Linked DNA regions of Homo sapiens: region 2 is linked to region 1. Evidence: read pairs that join two places in POLR2A ChIA-PET (ENCODE). Cell type or tissue: PC-3. All regions are shown on one strand.

Region 1 (4,000 bases):
CTATGGCCTGCAGAAGCAAAGCAAAGGGTCTCCTGCCTACTAATCTACTCCCTTACCCCCAACCGTACTCACAGCTCAGTTCCTTGGATCTTTAGATTCTCCCCAGAGCTGACATTCCATCTGCAATTAATCAAGTGTTGTGTTAAATTTTTTTTAATATGTAAAAGATGTTTCAGCTGTGATTATCAAAGTATACAATTGTGTGTCCTAAGGCTACATGGCATGGGATATACATCTGATGCAATTCTGATCATTATCATCACTACATAAGGTAACATTGTTCCACATTTATCAAATCAGACCTCCTGCCATTTCTGTTTGGGTAGACACGGCATAAATTTTAAATTAAGGTGTATAAAATAAAAGATTTCTATATATTTTTTTAAAATTATTATTAGGAGAAGTGGTAGTAGTAACCCACACCATGCATTCACCAGGGAGATTTATACTACCAGTACATTTATTGCTATCAAGTTGCAATTAACAAACATTCATGCAGTTGGAGAATTGGGTATGCAATGCGTCAAAAGTGTGAGAAAATGTACTGTCTCAACAGGCGATTCCTAGGGCTCTTCCTATTCAATATGAACATGACTTTTTAATGAGAGCTAGTATTAATATAAGCTTAATTTAATTTTATATACTTATTCCAAGTTTCTTAAATTATTCATATCCTCTTTCTGTTTAGACGCATCAGTATTGTGAGGTTTAATTGTTAGCTCCCAAAGCCTAAGGACTATCTCTATTTAACTCACTTTTCAGCTAAGCTAGTGAAAGCTGTAAATTATGATGATGATGGGGGGAATGATGAAGAGGAGGAGGAAGGGAGGGGAGGACTGTAATCTACTTGAGTATATATAAAGCACTGTGATATTGTACATCATAGTATTTAATCCTTGCAACATGGCACCAAGATCTTTTTATCCTTATTATGCAGATGAGGAGACTGGGCTCCAGGGAAGTTAAGTCACACACTTGCTAAGTGGTAGACCCAGGACTCAAAATTAGATCTCTTAATGCGCAAGCCTGTGTGCTTTCCACCATACATCTTGCTCTGATACTATTCAATTATTAAACATTTTTATTGATCACCGCTACATACTAGGCTTGATGACAGACAGTGTAGGAACCACCATTAAACTCCAAACTAGAACGTGAAGACCCACCTCACCCCACCTTCAGCCTCACCTCCAGTTTGCATTCCAACAACATTTTATTTCTTGTGGCCATGAAATGAGAAAAGAAATATTTTTGCCAAACCATCACATGACTCAGAGAAATTCTCAGCTGGCCATTGACTTGCAATGGAGCAATAAATTTCCATTTTCCTTTGCAAAGGCCCACCTAAGCTCCATGTTTCTGTCCCCCTCTGCTTTCCTTAGCCATTGCATTCCCCAGCACTTGTTCGTGTTTTCACACTAACGTTCACAGGTGGCCTTTTCTTTTTTCTGCTGTGCCAGAGTGCAAACAGCTAAACTTTCTTTCTGATGACTAAGTGAAGGAAATATTTCCTGGTGGATATTTCCTAACTGAACTGCTTGACAAAAATGGGGAGGGAGTCAGATCCTGCCAGAATATTTCTCTTTTACTCTTGGTTCTGCTTTGACAGTTTGGAGGATTAAGGGACAACAATGACAGTAGTTCTTGTTATTAGCCATGTCTTACCGTGTCTTTCTCACCATTCACAGTGTCCCTGTTGGAATAAATGCTGATGACTACATCTGTTGTGTTATTTAAAGTAGATCTTTAAGTCAAAATGAGGATGTGTGCGCACTGCCTCATTTTGAGTTTGCTTAATGTTTCCAGCCATATTTTAGAAATAAATCCCAAATGCTTTTTTGCTAAGTGCATTTTCCTTTCGATTTTAAACCTATGTGTATTTTAAAGGTCATTTAATCTGTGCATTTCCAATTCCTCCAGTCTTAAATCATCACTGTGTTATTTTATGTAAGAGGTACTTAATGTCTCAAGAAGCTTTTGGAGGCCTTTAAAACCCAAAGACTTTTCTTTTCCAAGACCAGAAGTTCCATTTTGTGAAGAGTAAACAAGCCTGAAGAAGACCGAAATCTCAGCCCGTTCAATAGTCCAAAAGTTCAAGTTTCAGAGGGGTTGGAATTTGGCGAAATGAATTTTCCCATCCATAGCTCAATCCTCTATATTCCCTCCTAGCTTAGGCTGAAACACATGGAAATTATATCCAGCAGGCACTCTTCTCAGTGACATCTGCATCTGTAGGGGTGTCCTGGCATTCAGCAACAAAATCCTCTTCCCCCAGGGAAAAGGAAGACTCAAAACCCCAAATAATAATAATCTATTACAGATTTCAGGTTACCAAAAGTTAAAGAAATGGATAAAAGCAAAACACTTAGCATTGCTACATGTCAAAAGGAAGGCTACTGTAATCACCCCCCACCCTTGAGGCATGTATTTTTCAGGTTATTATGCATAATTATGCATACAAATTTAAATATATTTCCATATTATATTCAAAACTGCCCAATTCTTAAAAAATGTAGGATAAAACAAAATTAATTGATGGCAATTACTGCATTTAGATTTAAATCTAAAATTCCTGGTTACTGGAAGAATTGGGCCAGTAGTGGGCACCTCGAACAACAGAACTGTCTCTTCTGGAACATTCTTCTGGATTTAGGAACAGTGTTTCTCTAAAATTAAATGTGAGATTAGAGAGGCATAAAGAGGTGCTGACAGAAAACCAGAAATGGTGATTAAGAAATTTGGATTGAACCTTTATTTCTTACTACGTGGCCTTAACCAAATGATTTAAACAATTTGGGCGTCTTTTTCTTCATCTGAAAAGCTAGGCGCATTCACTCCATGCTCTCTCAAGTTCCCTCCAGATTTAATATTTCATGTTTCTGAGACTCCAACATGAACTGTGCCCAAGAATGGGGTTATCTGACGGTCAACAACAGAAAAAAGCTTGGCAATTTGATTACAATTAACTCATTTAGGAAAGAAGTAAAATATTTGGGATAACACTGGAGTTTTGGCAGTAAGTAAATCTCCCATCACAATTTTTAAATGGAAGGAAGAGTTAATCCAAAAGGGTGGCTGGAAGCAGAAAGTAGTTCCATTTGTCACACACATGGTGACCACCATCACCATACAGCACCCAGAGGGATTTCAAAATGGACAACACATAAAACAACCTATATCCAGACCACATCAAGTGTCAGAATGATGTGGATCTTTGTGGGGCTTTTCCTAGTTTTCTCTCCTTCTTTAGAAATGTATGTTATGAATTATGATTATTGCAATAGAGCCAAGTATTCACCGGGCTCCAGCTAGATCTTTGTTTAGTGAGCATAAGCTCCCTGCCAGCTGCAAACTGCAGCTGTCTGTCAGCATTTGTGAGGACAAACCACCCCACTATCCCTGATCACTTAGCCGTAGACGACATACTGTGTCCTCAGATCTGCTCAGAGCACCCCTTGCATTTTTCAATACACTTCCTGTGGGGGAGGGCATCAGTGCTTCGCACGCACATTTTGGAGCAAATAGCTTAAATCTTATGTCAAAATGATGCTTTTAATAGAGGGTTCTGTCCCAACAAAACTATTCTGTGAGAGACTCACTGACTCTGGCCTGACATTTCCGGATATTCGATGTCCTGAAAAAGGCAAGGGAGGCTACCACTCTGACAACCAACTGTTCCTCAAGACACAGTGGGCCCTACAGAGGGTGCCAAGAGCATGGGCCCCAGGCCAGGAACCTGTCTTACAGCTGGGGAATGTGGGGGTAAGAAGGCCATGGCAAAGGGGTGAAGCCAGAGGAAGGGCATAGCCCAGGGTGCCCAGAGCAGCCATCCTCCTGGGCCATAGCTTACAGCCAGAGACAAGACCCAAAGGAATCCTTATTTCAGGAGAAATCGTTGTCTAGAACATTCAAGTAAACTTGGAACTCTGCAGTTTTAGAGGGGCTTTGAGGGATGATACATTTTTCTTGACTCTCATTTGCCAGCCTCCTATGCAATTTA
Region 2 (4,000 bases), 1.2 Mb after region 1:
AGTGACACTTGGATGTCTTTCCAAGGGTCAGATTTGTTAAAACATTATGCTAAAACAATTTGAGAGATAACTTTAAGTATTCTAGGCTTAACTAGAAAGCAAATTTTGCATTACAGTTCAGGAGTAGATAGTAACTTTGCAAACCCAAATCAAGAAATCTAACCACATTAAAGAAATGGATTTTGTTGTAAAACTAAAATGATTACATACTATATTTCTTAACTTAATGAGGGAGAAATGTACCTCTGGTCTAATAAGCTCCATATTGTTAAATGTCAGTGTTAGCATCTCTCTTCATCAGTGTTATCCAAAATTTAATGCTAATATTATTTTACTGAATCTGTGAAGAGATTGTACTATTTTTCTTTTCTTTCTTTCTATTTTTGGAGGTTGGGGTGTGTGGAGGGATGGTGTTTCAAAGTTTGGTGTTGAGATTGTATGTATTTCCAAAGAGTAATACTGAAATAGGTTGTGAAATTATAACCAGAGTTCTACATCCTCAACTCTTTATATTCAAGAAGTTTTGCCATTTCAAAGAAAGATGAGAAGTTTTAAAAAAAAAAATTATGACAGGACTGTAGTAAGAGTCTATCAACACTATTAATATCTATTTGGGTAAACAGAGAGGCAGATACCTTTTCCCACATGAACTATTTTTTGATCAGTATAAAGTATGATAAAATATGAAAAAAAGCAAAATTCAGGATACTTTTGTAGGTAGACACGTCAGATATTATATAAAATTAGCTTAAATATTCAAACACTGTAAAATGAGAGGCAGATAGGATATCGTCTCCAAAGAGGACATGGTGAAAACGATACTTTGAAATGATAAATAGTCAAATATGGGCATAACTTTTTCATATTAGAGAAAACTTATTGCCTAGACAAATGTAGTAGTAGTGTGTATTTTACTTCTAAGAATTTAGTGACTAAAGTACAATGCCCTCCCCATCATGTTCTCATAATAAAAGCTCATATTCTGTGAACATTTTACACTTTTTTTGAGATGGAGTCTCCCTCTGGCACCCAGACTGGAGTGCAGTTGTGCCATCTCGGCTCGCTGTAACCTCTGCCTGCTGAGTTCAAGCAATTCTCCTGCCTCAGCCTCCTGAGCAGCTGGCATTACAGGCACCTGCCGCCACGCCCAGCTAATTTTTGTATTTTTAGTAGAGACAGGCTTTCACCATGTTGGCCAGGCTGGTCTCAAACTCTTGACCTCAAGTAATCTGCTGGCCTCGGCCTCTCAAAGTGTTGAGATTACAGGCGTGAGCCACTGCGTCTGGCCTACACTTTTTAATTCTCTGATTTCATGAAGAGTTCTTAACTCCCCCCAGCTAATGCTAAAAATGTGTCCTGGTTCTTACACGGCACTGCTAGTAACGTGGCAACCTGAGACTGTTCCCAGGCTCAATTCACAGGAGCCCATGTTCAGCGGTTATTTAATAGCTTTGAAATGCCATTCACCTGTGGCCCATTTCAAGTTTCCCATGATTCTTAGGAAGACCCTGGCCTCCATCTTGAAAACGGAAAATAAAAACAGCAGACCTATGAAGGTCGAAGGGGAAGAAAAGCTGTATCGATTGTTGAGATCTGGCGACTTGTTTAAATTTCATCAGCCTCACTTCTATGAACTCTCAGGTAAGCACTCTATTGATTTGTAATTTTCCTGCAAACTTTATAAAGCAGAGGAAAATGGCCGACATGGCGAAGTGCTTGGTTAGAGTCCAAGCTGCGTGTTGGTAATTAGCTCAGGGAGGGGGGGAAAAGGAGAGTCAGGCAGTTTGCTGGAAGTTTGAGTGCAAATTTGACAAGGCAAGGAAAATGGATTGCACTCCAGTGAGAGCTAGCTTAATACTTGAATTCAGAAAACTCCAGAGTTCCTCCTTGTTGAGTCCTGCAAATAAAGAGGAGGGTAAGAAAGAAGCGATTCTGAAAGGGAGGGGGGTCGGAGAGTAAACTGAAAATTTCCATGGAAATAGCCGGTTTTTTTTTTTTTATGACTTTTTAAAGCCACTTTTAAGCTATTGCTTTCAGTTTACTTCAATGCACTCACTGAAGTAAGCTGAGAAAGAAATCTTTGATATGCCAGATCAACCAAAAGTTTTAAAATATTCTTTTGTGTCTCCATTTATAATGCAAATAGTAAGTTGGTGTTTTGGGTCCATTTCACCATGGTCTCTGAAGTGGGTTAACATACACAGAATGAGGAAGTGGAGGGAGTCCCAAAGAGAGCACATCTTTGATAGTTCAATAATAATAAAAAAATGTATTTAGGTCTTTTCTAAATACCTTTCACCTCCTAAGAATATAAAACATGAGAGGAAGTTCTAAGAAGAATAAATTGTGGTTGCCCTCTATGTTAGCTGAGTGACTAAAGATATCGTATTGTTCTATGAATTATCCACTACTTAAATATTCCTTAAGTCTAGCCTTTATGAGCTCATAAAAAGACTTTGCTTATGTGTCTAGGAAAGCCAGTATCTTTATATGCTGTCAGAACTGAATTTAACATACTGTTTCAATATAACTTTGAAAACCAGCAGATATTTTGTTATAGGAAAGCAAGCTAGGCAAGCACCTTAAACCCATGTTTACATTTTAGTTTTATCAAACATAAATATTTCCTAGTTGGAATAGTTTTAAAAAGTGGTAATCTATGCTTGAGAATGATGGAAGGAGACGGAATTCTGGTTGAAATAGTATTGCCACTGTAGTGTTTTATTCATGAGAATCTCCAATCTTTTTTCATATATGCTAAAAAAGCCAAAATTAATTAATGTCAGAAACACAAATGAGGATTGGCAATGATCATCCATCCATGCTGGGGGAGGCAAGGCTGGGCGTTCTGTATGGTATAAACTCCAGATTCCGCTTCCTCACTGAGCACCTCTGTAAAGCCTCCCGTGCATTTGGAAGCTTCAGAATTTCTTCTGGGCAACCAAAGTCAAATATAATTTTTGACAAATACCAACTCCTCCCTCAATGCAACCAAGAGCAATAATGTTTCAGGAAGCTCCAGCTGAAGTGTTAGTAATAACCATCAAATAAACAGAAGTTTTACCATCTTCTGTTTCATGATTGAGCTTTTTCAAATGTAAACAATTTATAAGGAAAAAAGTGGGCCATGTCGGATATGAGAAACAGAGAAAAGTTTGGTGGGAAAAATCAGAGGCATTCTTTATCAGGAGATAGAGTTAGGACATGCCTATGATTGCACACTGTTTGGGTATATTCTTGTATTCATCCTTCCTCTCGGGTTATAAGTACCACTTTTTCTTCCCCTTCCTTCCCTTCTCATTCTCTCTTGGGCATGGGCATGACTTCTCTTACCTTTGCCTTTCTCTGGGACCTCAGTTGACAGCTCTGTCACACTCACCTTCTCTTCTGCCCAAGCTGCTCCCCCTACCCTTCTCCCACTTGGGCTTGCTGAGGAAACCACTGCTCCCCAGGCGCCCTGAGTGCCTCAGCTTTACCTAGGTACCTCCGGTGTATATTTCTTAATGGCTATATTTTAGGAGCGAAAAAGTTTCCCAGTGACCCCCTTTCATTTGTTGTCTGACCTGAATTAAGCTGCACAACTCTGATTAGAGACAAATCTTTCTTTTTCCACACTGTTGCTCTTTCTGCTGTCTCATTTAACACAGCTGGTATAAAATGCTAGAACTATTTAGCATAACAAGACCTATTTGCAAAAATGATGAGAAAATACCATAAAAAAGGCCAGAAATATATCCCCTGTAGGAGATGCTATTGTTACCCTGCTTAGATACGCTTCAGTGGCTGGTACTTGCTTCCCCCCTGCCTCCTGCCCAAGCTGCTTTGAGTGTGGCTGGTGACCTCATAGCTGCCTTCTTCCCTGGAGACTTGTCCTGTGGCCAATGACTGACAGGGATAGGGGTCAAGGTAGGGGGGAGCTGACAAAATGCTAGCCTCTTTACCTCAAGGTAGACCTAATGCTGTGGTGTGATTTGTGCTCCAGAACTTCCGGATCAACTGA

Evidence for each region. Peaks named below come from ENCODE experiments on the same cell type or tissue, not always from the same donor. Only the 100,000 strongest peaks of a DNase experiment are listed, where the experiment ranks them.
Region 2: POLR2A ChIA-PET joins it to region 1 with 5 read pairs; 1 of 35 experiments calls an interaction of 5 or more read pairs at or near these places.

What each region holds. Positions count from the first base shown.
Region 1 is chr2:143,471,900-143,475,899 of GRCh38, forward strand. The region is part of intron 8 of ARHGAP15 (Rho GTPase activating protein 15); the gene reads left to right. Among named protein-coding and RNA genes, the nearest start is that of ARHGAP15-AS1, 300 kb to the right of the region's middle. In PC-3, no CTCF peak of the experiment used is centred here; a DNase peak (open chromatin) is centred at 1,502; H3K4me3 peaks cover 646 bases.
Region 2 is chr2:144,666,468-144,670,467 of GRCh38, forward strand. It overlaps TEX41 (testis expressed 41), which reads left to right and starts at 1,500. Exons shown (of 5, transcript NR_033870.2): 1 at 1,500-1,641. In PC-3, no CTCF peak of the experiment used is centred here; a DNase peak (open chromatin) is centred at 2,374.